Regions from separate parts of the Mus musculus genome. Here region 2 is linked to region 1. The links are chromatin contacts, found by Hi-C or POLR2A ChIA-PET in ENCODE. All regions are on one chromosome and are shown on one strand. The core of a region is the stretch at or near the end of the contact, and the rest is flanking DNA. Distances in the headings are between cores, read along the strand shown.

Evidence for each region. A loop is a pair of places that touch in the nucleus more often than their neighbours do. ChIA-PET counts read pairs that join two places held with the same protein, here RNA polymerase II (POLR2A).
Region 2: a map of heart shows a loop between it and region 1 (2.0-fold over the local background). The contact joins the enhancer-like site here to the promoter of Parva in region 1. A Hi-C loop is called at or near these places in 3 of 37 maps with a recorded cell type or tissue (all heart). POLR2A ChIA-PET finds 5 or more read pairs at or near these places in 2 of 5 experiments (Patski and embryonic stem cell).

What each region holds. Positions count from the first base shown.
Region 1 is chr7:112,426,321-112,429,074 of GRCm38, forward strand. Parva (parvin, alpha) reads left to right here and starts at 1,386. Exons shown (of 13, transcript NM_020606.5): 1 at 1,386-1,780. The coding sequence starts at 1,645.
Region 2 is chr7:112,466,372-112,469,125 of GRCm38, forward strand. All of the region lies in intron 1 of Parva (parvin, alpha), which reads left to right. Among named protein-coding and RNA genes, the nearest start is that of Gm45998, 16 kb to the left of the region's middle. Within about 2 kb of position 1,365, at least 1 of the 3 ENCODE cell types and tissues checked has a DNase peak (open chromatin) inside an H3K27ac peak, as active enhancers do; it is heart, where a contact is called at or near this core.

The DNA of each region.
Region 1 (2,754 bases), core at 136-2,635:
GACTCCTGCCTTGACTTCCCTCCGTGATGGACTGCTACCTTACAGGTAAAATAAACCCTCTCCTCTCTAGGTTGCTTCCGGTTCTGGGATTTATCAGAACAATAGGAAGGAAGTTAAGACACACATTCTCATCACCAACATGCATGTCACTCATCAACACGTGCCTCTGGCTGAGAACAGACACTGCTGCCTAGCTGGGCACTAGATCACAACCTAGTGCCCAACTGCTGGACCGATTTCTCCAGCTCAGTTCAAAATCTTGCTCCCTCTGAGTCAGAGGTTCAGTCAGATTCCATCAGTGTGTGTAGTGTACATGTGGAAAGCCCTCCTCAGAGCAAGACAGCCACCATCTTCATCTAAGCAGATGTGAGAACTTGCGACCTCCCTTCCCACTCGACTCCTGACCTAGAGACCGACCCTGTTTATTGATGTTCCCTTATAGAAGGATGGAGCAGGGACAGTCACTGAATTTTCATCTCAATTCTGGCCACTCCCTCTTGTAACCCTACTAGGTCATTCTGTCCTAATTCCACGTGGTCACTGGAGGTGTTAGAGTAGTAGTCTGTTGAAGATTAGCTGAAGGGGATTCCATTTAGACAGTTAGGGGAAGTCATCCGCCCTGGGGTAGAAATTTGCAGTAGTGCAGCTGCTTTGGGGCCCGCCCACATTCCTGTAGGTGACTCCTTCCCCAGGCTCTGTAAGTCTGATAAACTCATTGGATCCCAAGCTTGATTTCAGGGAAAAGGTAATTTGGTGGTGGTGCTCTGGGAAGGAGACATAGATATTTGTTTATGCCCCATCACGGAAAGAGCTGTGGAAACAGTTATGTAACTCTTCCCGCTGGTGTATGACCAAGGTATCCTGAAAGAATGGGAAAGAGATGGTCAAGCCACAACTTAGGACGAAGAAGCACAGTAAAAGTACGCAGGACTCCTAAACATCTCCAGCATGAATCTTTAAAACTGCCTGGTGTGACTCCAGCGTCAGGTCAAGAGAGTCTGGAACTAATTCTATTGCTCTTGGCTAGATAGATGAGCGTCTGCCGTCGTGGACTTCCAGCTTTGTTTGAGTGTGGACAGGAGAAGGTGGAAGTCCGCAGATTCATGCAGAAGTTGAACGGGAAGTCTGTTGGGACCAGAGCCCATTTTAGATCCTTGACTTCTTTGTGAGACAAAAGTACTAACAGTATAGGAACCCATCCATGCAGGAGGTAGAGCAAGAGACCGCAGCAGCTGGGAAATAGGGTCACAGGGCTGATTCCCTGCGGATTCTGACGCGTGTGTGTGTGTGTGTGTGTGTGTGTGTGTGTGTGTGTGTGTGTATGCAAAGCAGAGAAGTGAAGGCTTCCAAGCTCCAGATAAGACCTCACGTCCCCCTAGCATGCACTTGCCCCTGCGTCTATAGCCCCCAGCAAGCGGCAAGCCAGGGCATCCTCGTAGCCAGGGCAGCCCTGGGCACGGGGGCCCCAGGCGCAGCAGCTCCTCGCAGGGCGGAGGGCGGCGCGAGGGAGGGAGCGAGGGACGGGAAAGGCGAGCGAGCTGCCTCAAATGCCTGGAATAATTCCGCTTCCGTTTGGAAAGCCGCAGCCTCAGTCCCGCCGCCGCCCGCCGCGGCCGCCCAGCTCCAGCTCCGCGTCCAGCCGCCATGGCCACATCCCCACAGAAGTCGCCCTTGGTCCCCAAATCACCCACTCCCAAGTCGCCTCCGTCCCGCAAGAAGGATGACTCGTTCTTGGGGAAACTCGGAGGGACGCTGGCCCGGAGGAAGAAAGCCAAAGAAGGTAGGAACAGCCGAGGCCGTGGGCGCTGCAGGGATCGGGAGCCTGGAAGTGGGAGACCCCCCTGGCAGTGCCTGGGCGCGCCTCTCAGTGTCCCCATGTCGCCTCCAAAGCCCTAACCGGGTCGGTGTCATCTCTGGTCCACAGGCGGAGCCCAGGCTTTGGGTGGCTGTTGTCCCAGAGCCCAGGCCCAGCCGGTCCCCTGTGCTCTCCCCTAGGCCGCTGTCCCCGCCCTCTGCGCGCCCGAGGACTGGCATTTGCCAAGTTTCTGCTGGAAAGTTTTCTCGGGCGCCGTCATTCCCCGCTCTCAGCCTTCATTGGTCTGTTGCGCCGTCGTTTCCTGGGCGCCTTCAGGTCTTTTGCTGCAGCTGCAATGGCCTCCTTGGATCTCTCGCGGGCTCCCTGGACTTGTGTGGACTTTGATGATCTGTATAAAATGTTAGTTGACTGACTGAGAGAAGAACGTGCCGAAGTTGGGGGGGGGGGGATTGAGGAATGGTGAGATAAACTCACTACACCTAAGGACTGTGACCCTGCTGTGAACCTGGACATTCCATTCCAAGTTTTATTTAAAGAAAAAGAAAAGATTTCTTTTTCCCACCACAGTGAATTGCAGCAATCTCATTTTTTGTTTCCAGAATAGTTTCTGTGGAAAGTACTTTTTCCCCCGTAGGCAGAATTTACAACTCACATTTGGGCGTAGGAAATGCAGTGATGATTCTAAAAATCAATGTGGCGATAGGTGTGTGAATAAAAAGGGGTTTAAAATGTTTTCCTCTTTGGCATGGCTGGGATTGGATTTAGAGGGCCTTAGGTCTACTGCGTGAGCACCGCGGTCTTATTCTTTCTCTTTTGAGACTCTTTAGCCTTGTGCTTAGTCTTGTGTAGCCCAGGCAGAACTTTGTGGTCCTCCTGCCTCGGCTTCCAAAGTATTTGGGATTACAGGCCTGCCCAGCTTGGTGTTAATTGATTGTTCT
Region 2 (2,754 bases), core at 115-2,614, 40 kb after region 1:
AGATCAATCTTTTAGTTTTCTTTTCTTTACAGAGCTCTGGTTGTCCTGGAACTCAATATATATAGACCATGCTGACCTTGAACTCACAGAAATCTACCTGCCTCTGCCTCCCAAGTACTGGGGTAAAAGGAATACACCACCACACCCGACCTCAATCTTCTAATTCTTCTTTTCAATGTTTTTCATGGGTTATGAGAAGCTAGGGCAGTCCAGTAAGTAATGGCCCCTCCAAATTCCACATATTAATCCCTAGGGCCTTTCATGATGATGAGAAATTAACAGTAAAAGTCAAATTATCATTAAGGTAATCAATCGAGTGACTGTAGAAATAGAAATGATTTTGAATCATCAGGTGTGTGTGCCCACACTGGCAAGGGACCTTAAAAGTGGAGGAGAGGGACCTGAGAGCTACAGGGAGGTGTGGCCAGGGACGAGAGGTCAGAGATATGTGACAGGACAGACTGTAAACACAGGGTGAGGAGCCATGAGCCAAGCCATGTTGGAGGCCACCAGCACCTGAAAAAGGGAAGGGCAGAGATTCTCCTCAGAGCCTCCAGAAGAGAACATGGGCCTGCTGACGTCCTGACTCCAGCCCAGTGAGACCTATTGTGACTTCTGACCTCCACCATTGTGAAATAATGAATGTGCGTTGTTTTAAGCCACTAAATATGTGGTAATTGGTTGCAGCAGAAAGAGGAATACAAACAACATTTTTGTACCAAATATCCTTAACTGTAGCACATTCTGTTATAACCTTTGGCTGAGAAATTGTAAGTCTGGTTTTTTTTCCAGGTGTAGTGAGTGTTTTAAATCTTAGCACTTGGGAGGCAGAAGCAGATCTCTGTGAGTTCAACACCAGCCTGGTCTACATAGTGAGTTCTAGGCTAGATAGGACTCCATCATGAGAACCTGTTTCAAAAGGAAAGAGGAGGAGGAGGAGGAGGAAGAGGAGGAGGAGGAAGAGGAAGAGGAAGAGGAGGAAGTCTCTTTAGAGAGATTGCTTGCCAGGCTATGTGGAATGATATCATGCCTTTGGAGGAGTGACTGGACTTGCTGACATGTCCCTAGCTTCGAGGAATGCAGATAGCAAGCATTTTTCCAGGTGGCACACTGAGTCCTGATTTTAACTGACCATGGAGACCAGGGGAAGCTACAAAATTCAGGGAGCGTGGTTGGATATGCAGTCCCAGGACCCTTAGTCAGTATGGTCCAGGGACTGTGGATCAGGGATTGGATGGCCCTCAGACTGATGTGGGATCTCCTTTGTTCTGCCTGGGATTCAAGATTTAGCTTCCAAGCCTCCTGTGTGAAACACCCTAGCTCTTTTCAGCTCTCAGGAAACTCCCTCTAAGCCTTTCCCCTCCCTTAGCCAGGGCCCCAGCCAGCTGCTTCGCCTCCTGTGCTGCGGTTGTTTTCCCTTGACTAGCTGTCAGGCCGGTCTGCAGAGGGCCAGCCCAGCCTGTTCCAGGCGTACATTTGGGGCTCAGCCGTGGATACATTTGATTGGTTGTGGCTGGATCCAAGGGGTCCTACACAAGGCCTCTTGCTTTCTCCTTTTAGGGAAGTTGGTTCTCTCTTGCTTGTTTCTCCTCCTCTCTCTGGACGCATCACCGGCAAATCTCAATAGGGCCCAGTGCCCGCAACCAGTCTGTGATTCACGCTGAGCCTGCCAGATTGCTCACTCCAAAACCCGTGTCCTTCCTTCCCTGGACACAGCCGAGGATCCTCCACCACCACAACCATCTTAGCTTCAAATGTGAAAATAAAACAGGGGGAAAAATCACCGTAGAACCATTTTTAGTGACTCATCACATGGAACCTTTGTGTAAAACCAAGAGGCTCAGATGGCAGAGAGCTCACCCAGTTAGTGTACCCAAAGCCCTGGGTGCCACCCCAGTACTGCATAAGCCTGAGCATCGTGGTGCAAGCCTGTGGTCCCAGCACTCGGGAGGCCCAGGCAATGGGAAGTGGAAGGGGCAGAATCGGAAGCTGAAGACTGGCTTGACAGAATGGTAAAAGTACTTACTTACTATGAAAGCCTGTGTCCTGAATTCTGTCCCCCAGAACCCATGGTAGGAGAAAACAGACTCCAGAAAGTTCTCCTCTGATCTCCACATGTGTGGGCACATGTGTAATAACATCCATGTCACGTCACTAGGGCTTACTGGTTGCCAATGTAGCCTGAAAACACAACTCTAGGCTCAATGAAAGACTGTCTCAAAGGTTTTTCTTTCTTTGTTCTTTTAAAAGATCCCTTCATTTCTTTTCCTTTAGATATTTAGGTGAACAGTAATAATTTTAAAATAGGCTTTAATTTGTTTTTTTTTTGGAGAAGACTTGAATTTATAGAGAATATATGGGGCTAATACAGGGTCCTCATGTATATCTCATACCCTTCCCCCTACTGTAGACTCACGCTGGTGGGAGACCTTGGTTACAGTGGGTGAGCCAGTACTGATGCACAGCTTTCACTAGAGGACACACCCACACTTTGTTTGGATTCTCTTAGCTCTTCTTACCTAAGAACCATCTTTCTCTGCTCCGGGACCACATTTCCTTAGGTGGGCCCAGATTCCTAATCTCCTTGTGGTAGGGATAGGTTTCAGGCTTTCCTTGGTTCTTATATTTTCTTTCTAAAATTTTTGCCTTTTTTTTTTTTTTTTTTTGGTGTGATGAACATTTTTGGCCTGCTTGTATATCTGTGCGTCTTATTCATATAGTGCTCACAGAGGCAAAAAACAAAACAAAACAAAA